Linked DNA regions of Homo sapiens: region 1 is linked to region 2. Evidence: chromatin loops called from intact Hi-C (ENCODE). Cell type or tissue: K562. All regions are shown on one strand. Each heading gives the region's core, and the rest is flanking DNA. Links, peaks and the distances in the headings are about the cores only.

Region 1 (6,670 bases), core at 1,166-6,165, 520 kb before region 2:
TGGAGAAACCCCGTCTCTACTAAAAATAGAAAAAATTAGCCGGGCGTGGTGGTGCTGTAATCCCAGCTACCCAGGAGACAGGAGAATCGCTTGAACCTGGGAGGCGGAGGTTGCGGTGAGCTGAGATCATGCCATTGCACTCCAGCCTGGGCAATGATAGCGAAACTGTCTCAAAAAACAAAAACAAAAAACAACTAAGAACTCTTAATTCATCAAAAGACATCATGAAGGAGAAGGCAGCTAGCAGAGTTAAAGATAAATACATACTCAACAATCTGGCAATATACATATCCAATAAACAGCTTGTATTCAAAATATATAAAGACTCCTAAAATCAGTAAACAAATAACCACCAGAAAAATAAACATTTACAAAGAAAGATACTCAAATGGTCGGTAAACACGGTAAGGTGCCATACTTCATTAATCATCAGAAATGTAAATTAAACCTACAATGCGATACCACTACTACATCTCTACCAGAATGAAAAATGAAAAAATAAATACACCAAGTTATAGATGTAGAACAACCTAAAATTCTGTTGATGGGAATGTAAAGTGGTATAAATACTTTGGAAAACTGACAGTTCTAAGGCTCAATGTGCCCTAGGACCTGGCACTTTCACTCTGAGGTATAGACCAACCGGAAATGCATATATGTGTGTGTGTGTGTGTTTATGTATGTATATATTCACCAAAAGATGTTTACTCATGTAAAAGTCTATACCGGTGCTAAATAACCAAAAGTAAGAAACTACTCAAATGCACACTAGAATTATTTTTGTCAATTCAGTTGTGTCACATTCACGTAATGGGATACTATATAATAATGAGAATAAATGCTTTATAACTAGCAACAAAATGGATGAAAGTAATAAACAATATACCAAAGAAGCCAGACGCAGTAGTACATCCTATGTAATTCTATTAATATGAAATACAAAAACACAACTATGCTGCTACAAGTCAGGATAGTGCTTACCCTTGGGAAAGGAAGAATTGACTGGAAGAAAGGACAAAAAGGATTCTGGAATGTTGGTAATGTTTTGTGTTCTGTTATGTTTTTCTGAATTTGAGTATTGACCACATGATGAATTCAGTTGTACAAACTTAGGTGCACTTTTTTGTATGTGTAGTATACTCCAATAAAGTTTTTAAAAATACAATCAAATCCACTCTTAAAATAGTGGGAGAACCTATTCAAAAATAAATGATGCCAGCAAAGGGCCCTTAAACTGAGTCCAGTTTTTAAAAAGGAACTAAAATTTATAGGTAAAGGAAATTTTGAAGCAAAATTATTTTCTTTTTAAACGTTTAGCTAGAGTTTTAATTATACATTAATGCTTACATTATATAAAACAAGTTTTCAAAGCATTTTATTTTTCTTACTGTTATTAGACATGGTTTACATTATTTATAGCATGATCATTTTTGCCAAGAGCTTTTAAGAGTTTTCCCAGAACCTCTTAATCCTTGGATAGTTAAATCATGCTTAGGGTTTCTAACATTGAGTCATCCATGTAGATTTCCTCTCAATCAATCTAACAGTTCTTTCACTGTTTCAGTTATTTCATGAAATGTTGCATTTTGGGCACAGTGTATTTATATGAAATGGCATAGTCACTAACTTTGTTTCCTTTAAATGAAAATAGACTAAACAGGTAGGGTTGCAATGCTATAATCTGCTTTGATCTCGTTCTATATAAAAATAGAGTCTCTAATTGCTTTAATTTTATGTAGATAGGATTATATTTAAGTTACAACTTCTTACATCTCCTAGTATAAAGATTTTGTGTCATTAAATTGCCACTCTATTTAAAATGAGTGGCAATTCAGTAGTACAAAAATAGGTATTAAACTTTTTAAACACTGGTTTGTACTCATAGCTTATGTTGTAGCTGTATATGCCATTTTGCTACAAATTTAATTTTTAGTAGTTTTTAAATAGTTTAAAGTCATCCTTGTCACAGACTTCACGAACAAGTGCCTGCCAGGAAGTCCAGTTTTGTTACAGGAAGAATGGTTGAGCACAGTTCCTGTCACATAGATGTTCAGTAATAGATGTGAATTAGATGCTGATCAACTTAATGATGATTCAGAAGAGTAAATCTAGATTTGTTGAGGTCAAACTGGAGCTTTGTCATGTATCCGCTTTAATCCAAAAACCTGGTGTAGAGATCTTTAATTGAAGTCATGCACCATATAACAACGTTTCTGTCAAGGTTGGACCACAAATATGATAGTAGTCCTATTTTTACTGTACTTTTCTATGTTTAGATACACAAAAACATTGTGTTACAGTTGCCTACAGTATTCAGTACAGTAACATGCTGTACAGGTTTTTAGCCTAGGAGCAATAGCCTATACTATTAGAACCCAGGTGTATAGTAGGTTATACAATCCAGGTTTTGTACACTCTTGATATTCACACAATGATGAAGTCTCCTAACTACCCATTTCTCAGAACATATCCCCGTAGTTAAGATATGCATGACCATAGTTTCAGACTAGTTTAACCTGTTTTACAATTGTAGCACTATTTTATCAGCACAATTGTGATAGTATATTTAATGAAATACACTGCCTGTCTCCCAAATATTGAATAGTACATATACTAAAAAAAAATTTGTATCTGAAATTCAAATTTATCTTAGTGTCTTCCTTTTTATATTTGCTGAATCTGGTGACTGTGTGAATGACAACATTGCTATCAAATGACAGTTATTTTTAATGGTAAAATTGTAGAGGGACTCAAAATTAAAAAAAATACTAAAGCCAAAAAGAGTACAAGCTTTGAGCACCCTAGAAAAGCAGCACTTCCCGGGTTAAATAGTGCCTCCATGGCTCATCAGTTTATAATTTCAGGTTGTTGCCTTTGAAGGTTCATGGTTACTGTTCATTAATTGCTATTTTATCTCTCCTGTTTGTTTTAAATTTGTGACTAAGATCTTCGACATTGAAATCAACAACAATTTTATAAGAATTTTATTTTTCACATCCCTTTTTGATTGCAGAAGGACATGAGGTCTATTCCTTGTTTGCTTACAGTGAATGTGACTTCATTTACCCTTGTTTAAAGTTATTTTAAATAATATGAACTCAATTTTCAGTGTCACACAATGTTGTCAGTTGCTGGATTTGTGCCCATTCAAACTGAGTTAAGTCACCAGTGGTCACAGAGGAGACTTTCTTCTGGTACTAAGTAAACAAGCTGAGAAAGAGAAAGGGAAACTATGTTTATGGCCGTGTAACTAAGTTACAGTAATAAGATTTGTCCTGTACGAAGCCTGGATGAGTTAAAATACCTTCTGAGTCAAGTGGTCACTCATGGGAAATAACTCTCCTGGGACACTGGAGCATGAATTAGTGATCTGAAGAGGCAATTAATCTCAAATGAATGAGCACTTGGCTTCTAGATTGCTCTCTATTTATGTTACAGTTTTTTTAGAATAAATGTAGGTTAACCTACAGTGTAGTTTTATGTAGATTAGCCAAAAGTCCATGTTAATTCAAGACAGTGTCTCTAAGAAGCAAAAAATATTTTAGCATATTGAAAAAAAAAACCTGCAAGTTGGTCATGGAATCTAAAATAGAGATACAACTAATATTCCTCTCAACAAATTAGGAGAGTCACAATAAAGCAAAAAAGAAGCAGTTTATTCTTTAGGGCTACCAGAACTCGTGGCCTGCTTCTTAAATTAATTCTGGCTTTCATTTTAAAGTGACATTTATTTTCATGGGCAAGTTAAAGACTCTGTAGAAGCCTACTATGAGAACCCCTTTTCTGATACTGTATTATGAAGGATAACTGAAAATCACTGAGATTAACTAATTCCATAAGTTGTATGAAAAAACTATTACAGTCATTTCCAATACTAGATCCCCAGTGTTGTAGGTACTGTTTAGTCCCAACCAGCAGAAAGAGCTATTGTAAGTCCAGGATTGCCTTTAGCTATTAGCTTTTCCAGTATGCCCCTCCATTTCAGAGTGAAAAATAACCTAATGCTACAATGAGTGTCCTTTTCATGAGCATATATATGTATTTCTTATTCATACATACACACACACACCCCCCTTGTGGACAAACCTTCTAACAACAAAATAGCTATATATTTGAGATATGTTATCTAATTTAAAATATTGCATTAAAATTTATTCACAAATGTGACTGTCTCAAATGGATAAGAACCTCTAATTTTGCACTTAGGATTTTGCCAACTTTATTGAACATCCTCTATATTTAAAAAGATAGGCTGCAGTGATACATTTGGCCAATAGGTGGCACCATTTAATTACCTTGAAATTCCTCAAATTTGAGGCTTGTAGTTTGGCCAAGAAAAAAAAAATTACCTTATCAATTCTGCATGTTTGAAATGTAAACCATTTAGAAAGAAAAGTTCCTGTACATTGATAATTACTTCATTGTTTTGACTTTTTAGAAACTAGCATTTTTTTCTAGTGCTATTTCCTAGATGCCATTACTTGAGCTATGAAATAGAAAATGAATGCCTGATGCAGGGTCATGTTGTTCAATCATTATACATGTAATTTTTATCATTTTTAAAATTGTGAGTTTCTAGAAAAGTATCAATCTGTGTCACAATACAATCTAGTGTCTTGAATCAGAAGAAAGATAAGGGAGCACTCCTAGGCACTTAGGGAAATAAGGCAAGAGGCAGCAAAAAGACCTGGTGTGAGATGGTCAAATTCTTTCTCACCAGCACGCAGTCAAGAAATCCTGGAATTGGGAGTACTGTGTTTAGTCAAAAGATCCGACATGATCTGAGATTTAAAATTAATTTTTAGTTGTTAAGCAATTATTTAGTGCCTCCATTCCTGCCAAAAAAAAAAAAAAAGCGGGGGGGGAGTGTGGCTCTGACATGAAAGCAAAAAATTAGTAAGGGTAAACTATTGAACTTTAGAAGTGTAGTAATGTATTATGGTGTTACAGAGTCATTAAAAACATACTATGTGAAATGCAGAGAAACTGCATGAAAAAATGAACCAATTCAATTTTGTCATGTTACTATGCAGTATTTAGAACAGACCATGGCAAAATCCAAAGTGTCTTGTGAATAGTAAAAGAAAACTCAAGATTTATAATTATTTTAATATTAAGAAATTATATTCTAATTATTTGAAAAGTTATGTGGGAATAGACACATTGAACTTCAAGGTCAAAGTAAGTAAGTAACATAACTTCACACAAATAATAGCCTTGTAGACAAGAAAAATAAAAGAGTATAAAAATATTGATTTGGGAGGTCTTAAAAATTGTCTAGTCCTGCCCTTTATTTCTTGGATGAGAAAACTCAAGCCTTGAAAAGTTTAATGATTTGCCCAAGGTTAGAATTGGCAAATCTAGAATACAGCTTTTCTGGGTCTTAGTCCATGAACTACTTCTTGTCTAATTGGCAATTTCTGATAATTCAGGTAAGTGACTTTAACATTTTATTTTTTATGAAAAAAATTTTTAATTACAGTATAGACTTTTATAATTCCATCAATTTGCATTACATGGTAATGTATTTGCAATGCAGTCTTAATTAGGAAGCTTCTCCACTCTGAAAAGGGAAACTCATTGTACTCTTTATTTGAGCAGCTCTGCTCCATTTATTGTATCGGTGATTATATAAATGGCAAGAAGTTCTGGCTAGTGGTAGTGCCAGGACTAATAAAGAAAGGTCTTTTGATATGATAAAATACTATATTTGCTCATTAATATTTAGGTTTCATAGTTATACACTTACGGGTATAAGAAAGCACCTTTATTATTGAAATTTCTTCAGAAACAATAATGGTATGCATTTAAAATTCCTGTTTGGTCTATTAATTTTTTTTTATCATGCAAGATTTCCTAGGAATGCATCTGTCACATAGCAGCATAGATACTTGAGATGATGGGGCTATTAATTTGATCTTGAACAATTATGTCAGGCATTCTGTTGTACACAATGCCTTCTACTTATTAAAATAGATTACAGCAAGCCCTTTGCTACTTCTATCATTGCCTGCCATCGCTGTATGGTTTTAATGTACCTGTCCCTCCAAAATTCATAGGTGGGAACTCAAACACCAAGTTGGTAATATTAAGAGGTGGAGCCTTTGGGAGAGTGATTAAGTTATGAGGACTCTGCCTTGTGAATGGGATTAATGCCCTTTTCAGAGAGCGCCTTGACCCTTCTACCCTTCCCTCCCTTTGCCATGTGAGGACACTGTTCATCCCTGCAGACGGTGCAGCAACAAAGCACCATCTTGGAAGCAGAGAAAGAGCCCTTACCACACACCCCATCTGCCAGCACCCTGAACAGTGAGAAATTTCTATTACAGTTCAAGAGGGGGATTAGGGGTGCCGACCACCCCAACCCCAGGCTGAGTCAAAAATCCACATATAACTTTTGACTCCCCAGAAACTGAACTACTGACAGCCTACTGTTGACTGGAAGCCTTGTTGGCAACATGAGTAGTTAACATATTTTGTATGTTAAATGTATTACATTCTGAATTTTTTTTTTCCTTGGGCTGGAGTGCAGTGGCGCGATCTCAGCTCACTGCAAGCTCCGCCTCCTGGGTTCACGCCATTCTCCTGCCTCAGCCTCCTGGGTTCACGCCATTCTCCTGCCTCAGCCTCCTGAGGAGCTCGGACTACAGGCACTTGCCACCACGCCCGG
Region 2 (6,670 bases), core at 1,063-6,062:
GGAGGAAGAGAAGGAGGGAGGGAGGAAAGAAAGACACGGCATTTAGGTTAGAAAGGAAAAATAAAACTGTCTCTATTCACAGATAATATGATTGTCTATGTAGAAAATTCCAAAGAATCTACAAAGGACCCACCTAAAACAGATGAGTAACTTTAGCAAGGCCACAGAATACAATACCAACACACAAAAATAAATTCTATTTCTATATACCAGCAACAACAGCAATCCCCAAAATGAAATACCTAAGTATAAATCTAACAAAATATGTGCAAGATCTATATCCTGAAAACTACAGAGTGCTGATGGAAGAAATCAAAGACTTAAATAAATGGATGGTTATACCCTGCTCATGAACTAGAAAACTCAATAATGTAAAGATGTCAATTCTTCCTAAATTAATCTGTAGATTTAATACAATTCCATTCAAAATCCTAGGAGGATTTTTTTGTAGATATTGACAAACTAATTCTAGAATTCATATGGAAAGGCAAAAGAACTAAAAGAGTCATAGCAATTTTGAAAAAGAATAAAGTTGGAGGGCCTACACTATGTGCTTCCAAAATGTATTCTAAAGCCACAATAATCAAGATACTGTAGTGTTGGCATGAAGTAAGCATACAGATCAATGGAACTGAATTGAGAGTCTAGTAATAAACCCTTACATTTTAGCTAATTGATTAGTGACAAAAGCTCTAAGACAATTCAAGGGAAGAAAGGACAGTCATTTCAACAAATGGTGCTGGAACATTTGGACTCCCACATACCAAAAAGAAAATACCTTTGACTCATACTTTATCCCTTATACAAAAATTAAAGTAAAATGGATCATAGACCTAAGTGTAAAACATAAAACATGAAACTTCTAGAAGAAAATAGAAATGTTCAAGACTTTTTGGTTAGTTAGAGAATTCCTCAATACAACAATAAAAGTTGGATGTATTAAAAAATCGATAAACTGGTTTATCAAAATTAAAACTTTTGCTCTGAGAAGACATTGTTAAGGGAATAAAAATGACAAGGCAGTCGCTGGGAGAAGTAATTTACAAATTACATTTCTGACACAAGACTTATATCCAAATTATTGTACTGAACAACAAGAAAACTCAATAAAAGCAAGTAGTTAAAATTACCTCTGCAAAACACTTCAACACTTTAAAATTTTATTTGCGTTTCTGTTTTTTCCAGGCAGTAATGGGTCCAAACATAACCTCTCATCAATTTGTATCTGTAGCATATTATTTAACTTTGGAATTGGACTTTTGATCTGTTAACTTTTGGTGTACTTTATATTGACCCAAAAGAAGTTAGTTTTCTTTGAATTCAGGAGATAAATTTCATACAAGTCCTTAGTAAAGAGACCACTTTTTCTATCAAATAAAATTGATTCTTTAAACACCAAAAGAAAGTACAAGTTCCTGAGGCATCAAAATTTATTTTCTCTTCTTTTAAATAATGAACCCTGAGCATGAATCACCACATTTGTAACCACCGTATTTCTTCCTTTCCCTGCTACCAAAACTAAACAATTCTGGAACATAATGATGAAAGAAATGACCCTTATTTTCCCTTTGCTCATGTTTCTACATTTATTTCTCATGACCTGGTACCATGTTTTTGTAAGTCATTATAAATCATATTTAGGAACAATGTGAGTTATAACAAACAATCAAAGAAATTCTGCATGAAAGAAATCCTATAAAATTGAGTTATTTAACATTTAACTGTCTTTTTCCACATGAACACCTGTCCTTTTTGCCCAAAACCCTACCTGCTTAGACCATATAGCTCTGCTGGAAACAAGAGAGAATAAGCCATGATTTCCAGCACTATATCCAGTTTGTTTCTAATGACTGCACTCTTGTCTGGATCTATTTTATTTTTTATTTCTGTACTTCTCACCGCCTGACTTATTAGACAAAACATAAATAAATGTCTCCATCTAGTAGACTGTAAGCTCCAATCCCCAGCACCTAGAACAGTGTCTGGCACACAGTAGATGCTCAATAAATATTTGTGAAATAAATGACTGCCCAAGGCATTTCTCTCTACCTCATTCCCTCACATTCTTCCAGTGATCCTGGCCAGCCCATGGCAGTATTGTTGCTGAAAACAGGAAAATATGCTGCCCTCCACTTCTGCTTTCTTCCAGCATTAGTGATCATGTCTTTTTGCCAATTTCTTTGCTAACTAGATATTGAGGATAGAGGATCATGAGAAGCGGCATCCTTGGTTGCCCAATCTGATTCCAAAAGTCCAGCACCAATGTCCACCAATGTCTACCATATAAAGCAGAAACAAAGTGCAGCACTCACTTCACATTTCAGATGAAAATAGGATACATGATTTCAAAGCAGTTCATGGTAGAGGCTGGTTTCCTACTAAATGCAACTACCAAAGTTATCGCTCTTTGGACTTAGCATCAGGAGAATTGTTTACTAGTCCAGGATCTACCATTAATTGCATCTTCACCAAGTCCCAGCCTGTTAGTTTGAAGACAGTTAACAATACTGAAACAAAGTCATGATTTAGAGCAACTAAGTGTTCTCAAGAGAGGGACAGGGAGTTTCCGGGGAAGGTAGGCAGTGGGTGCCCAGCAAAATCATATGTGAGGCTTTTCAAACTACACAGGGTTTGAAACTCTTCTGAAACTCCTCCACCCCAATCCACCCCTTGAGAATTGCCACCATAGAGTGAGCCACTGTTGCTATTACTATTGGGAGTATGGAAAACTCAGAGAAGCTTTTCCAGGTTTCAGGTGTAAGCTTGTTGAGGAATTGGACCAAGATTTACTATGCTTCTTAGTGACATCCATGGAATCTAATACAGGGTAGTCCTGTCTTTACTTACTTTTCCAACCTCAGCTCCTTTCCTCCCCTCAGCCACACCCTAGGCATCTCCCATGGTATTGGACTTCTGATTACCAATCTGTGCCAGACCTTGCATCACCTGTCCCCACCTCTGGGAGACACAGTTTGTTGCCTACCTAACAGCCCAACAGGCAGTCTCACTTTCCTCCTTGCTAACAGAATTCTGATTGTGTTCAGACATGGAGCATGGATGCTCAGGTAGGTGAGCCCCTCCTACAGCTCCGGAAAATAGCTTGGGCAAAACAATCATGGGCCCCTCTTCTCCTTTGCCAATGACTGGTTTCAGGGTAAGCGTTAGACCACTTTGGCCAGTGACGCGGGGAACTTCGGGGAAAATTTGTCCTTTATTATCTAGAGAAAGATTAAGCAGCAAGCCCCGGCCTTCTTTTTTCTGCTTTGGATGTTGTCATGTGAAGGCATGATGGAGCTCTAGTCACCCTGGAAAAAGAAGATAATTTTCTAGAAGCCACCAAAGAGCTGTGGCCACTTCGAACGACCTACCTTCAGATGTTCTAAGCAAGAAAGTAGAGTAACCTAAACATATTACAACAAAAAGTGTCCCTCTGGAATCCTACCACATGGCCTAGAATTTTTCTCCTAGACCAGCCCTTCTCATTTTCTTTTTTTTTTTTTTTTTTTTGAGACGGAGTCTTGCTCTGCTGCCCAGGCTGGAGCTCATTTTCAATTCAAAGCTCAACTACAGTTTCTTTGGGGAGTCTTCACTACGTCCCCAGACAGATGAGTCCTAGACGATGTTATCCTCATATCTGTCTTTCCAACTAGACTGTGAGCTTCTCAAAAGCAAGCATTTTCGCCCTTGGCAGAGGCCCTGGCATATGTTGAGCATTTATTATATGTCGAATGAATGAATAAACAAAAAACAATGAATGAAAAGATGGACACACAGGATGCCCTCCATGCATTAGATGAAGACTTGACTGATGGAATACGGCCCTCAGGCTGTCTACATTCTACTGCAGACTACCTTTAGGCGCTGGTGAGCAAAGACAGAGATAGTAAAATGAACATGTCCTGTTTTGTCAGACTTCTCATTGGGAATTGCGCCCCCTACCGACATGCCTTGCAGCAGAGGTGGGCCAGTCTATCAATCACAGTCGGTCATGTGCCCATTCCTGTTGTGTAAACCTCTCCCTGTCTGCTGAGATGGCTTGGTTCTGTTTTGGTCCAGTATGTCAATAAGATTGCTATAAGGGGCCGGGTGCAGTGGCTCACTCCTATAATCCCAGCACTTTGGGAGGCCAAGACGGGCAGATCACTTGAGGTTAGGAGTTCGAGACCAGCCTGGCCAACATGGTGAAACCTCATCTCCACTAAAAATACAAAAATTAGTCCCACGTGGTGGCCGGCGCCTGTAACTCCAGCTACTTGGGAGGCTGAGGCAGGATAATCGCTTGGACCTGGGAGGTGGAGGTTGCATGCAGTGAGCCGAGATCACACCACTGCACTCCAGCCTGGGTGACAGAGTGAGAGTCTGTCTCAAAAGAAAAAAAAAAAAAGAGAGAGAGAGAGAGAGACAGAGAGAGACTGCTATACGGATAGAGAAGATGGGATTCTCTCTCTCCCTCTTTGTCTCTGTCTCTCTCTCTGAAGGAGCAGATAAGCCTGAAGGTGCAAGTCCTATTTATCGTCCATACTAAGAACCAGTAAACACAGAGAGAAAAACAGCTAAGATATACAAGAGAGAGAACTAGCCCTGGAACCTTGTATGAGCCTCTGGAACTAGCTATAGCTTTAAACTGAAACCCTCGACCTTTTCATTTATGTGACCCAATCAATTTCTACATAGTATAAGGCAATTTTCAAGTGACCAAAACCCAACCCAAAGAAAACAATTCTGACAAATACGATGGGTAATGATGAGGGCAGTCTGACAACACCCCCTCCATCTGCAGGGCCCGTGCACTGGCAGCCCTAATCTTGGCCTCTGTGATGCTGTCAGCAAGTAAGGCATCCTGGAGGAAGCCTAACCATGAACAAGTCAGGGTGGGAAAGAATGCCCCCACCCCACAACACACACATCACCACATCAACACAAAGGGGGAAAAATCAAGCAGTATGCTATGTACTCCATGAACATCATATAACCTAAGTCTGTTGTAATGATTATAATATTAATAATACCTATTTTACTTTAAGGGAACTGAGGCTCAGAGCAGTTCAGTAACTTGCCCAAGGTCACACAGCTAGTTACTGGAATTTAAATAGCATTCTAGACTTTTCCCACTCTCTGATCCCCTGGCCTTGGGAGGTGGACAGCACCCCTCCACCCACCAGCTCCCCCCAAACGCCACAGGGCATACAGACCTGAAGCCTCACAACCCAAGCCCCCTGGAGTCAGAGCAGCCTCCAGACCCGGCTTTTGAGAAGCCCCAGGTAACTAACCAATGTGTAAGGTAGGTTATTCAACAACAAAAGTAAAGAGCCGGGGCAAGGGAAGCGGCGGCACCCAAGCTGGTCGCGCGTGAAGCGCTGCAGGGGGAAACACTGGAGCTGGCACGCTCGCTCTTGGCCCCACGATCGGCCTTGAACCCCAGCCCCAGCTCCGCGCTCTCTCCAGCAGTTTGACCCCCAGTATCTCCTCTCCCCTCGGCTCTGCCGAAGTCACTGGCCCCGCAGGGCTCTGGACGATTAGAGACCCACACCGCTCCAGCCTTGCCCCGGCCCCCTGCTCCCGTCCCGTCCAGATGTTGGCAGCTGCTCGCCTCGAGGCAGCGACCAGACCCCGACCCCGCCACTGCGCCGCGGCCCCGCGGCCCCGCGGCCCCGCGGCCCCGCGAGCTCCTGGCTGCCCCAGCGCGCCCAGAAGGGGCGCAGCGCATCTCCCGCCGCAGTCGCGCGGCCCCGCACTCGCTCCGGCGCGGGGTGAGCCGTCCCGAACCCACCACCGCCCCCGCCTGCTGCGCTGGCCCAGCTCACCTCGCCGCCCGCGCCCACCGAGCCTCTCGGCGCCCTCACCCGGCTCCCGGCCCAGGCTCCCAGCGCACCCGCCTGGGGCCGGCGTTGGCTGCTACCGCGCGGGGCGGGGCGCGGCTCCTCCCTGCCCTGAACCACCTGGGGCGCGGGAGGGGGCCGGGCCGGGACAGGTGAGCCTCGCCCGCGAGGGAGCAGCCCCGGGCCCGGCTCCGCTGGGAAACCGCAGGGCTCCACCACGAGGTTGAAAGGAGGCCCAGGCGGGCGGCAGTGTGGTAGTGGCCAGCGCTGGGGAGGCGGCAAGGAGCCTGTTCCCACCCAGCCAGCCCGGCTCAGGAAGTGAAAGAAGCACGGGATTCGGACCCCACCCAGCTTAAAGAGGGGAGGGTCCAACCCCTTTCTTCCTAGAAAACCAATGTAGAAACGAGGAGTGCAGACCCTCGGGAGTGAAAATGATTGGGCCAAGGGTGCAGGTGAGTTAGTTCAGGATTGGAAGAACTCTGAAAGACCTTTTTTGACCATTCCATCCAACCCCGTCCCCACCTTGCCCACCCGTCAAGTGATTCCCTCCCCCTTTTTAAATAATGACATTAAGCTATAAATAAGATAATTTCATATAGTGACGTCCTCCCCACCCCTGGACGGTAAGCCCCAGGAGAGGCAGGAACCTTACCCGTCCACTACTGAATCACCAGAGCTTTGAAAACTCAGGGCATTTAATACCTGATGAACAGACTAGGTGGCGCCCAGTCTTTTGCGTCCAGCGTTAGACTGGTCCCCTCGGCCCAGAGCTGCTCCAGCATCATTCCAAGCTTACTAGGGAGAATCCAGAGGCAAGCTGTTAGATTCCGGGCCACCTGTCCTCTCTCTAC

The links. A loop is a pair of places that touch in the nucleus more often than their neighbours do. Peaks named below come from ENCODE experiments on the same cell type or tissue, not always from the same donor. Only the 100,000 strongest peaks of a DNase experiment are listed, where the experiment ranks them.
Region 1: a loop joins it to region 2, with 6 times the contacts of the local background. A loop is called at or near these places in 11 of 110 quality-filtered maps.

What each region holds. Positions count from the first base shown.
Region 1 is chr2:149,559,087-149,565,756 of GRCh38, reverse strand. No RefSeq gene overlaps it. Among named protein-coding and RNA genes, the nearest start is that of MMADHC-DT, 25 kb to the left of the region's middle. In K562, for the core only: a CTCF peak has its summit at 4,276 (motif pointing right); a DNase peak (open chromatin) is centred at 4,276; H3K27me3 peaks cover 257 bases.
Region 2 is chr2:149,037,936-149,044,605 of GRCh38, reverse strand. LYPD6B (LY6/PLAUR domain containing 6B) reads right to left here and starts at 5,907. Exons shown (of 7, transcript NM_177964.5): 1 at 5,805-5,907. RefSeq lists enhancers at 5,415-5,474, 5,515-5,564 and silencers at 5,645-5,804, 5,815-6,154. In K562, for the core only: a CTCF peak has its summit at 3,941 (motif pointing left); a DNase peak (open chromatin) is centred at 3,965; H3K27me3 peaks cover 1,037 bases.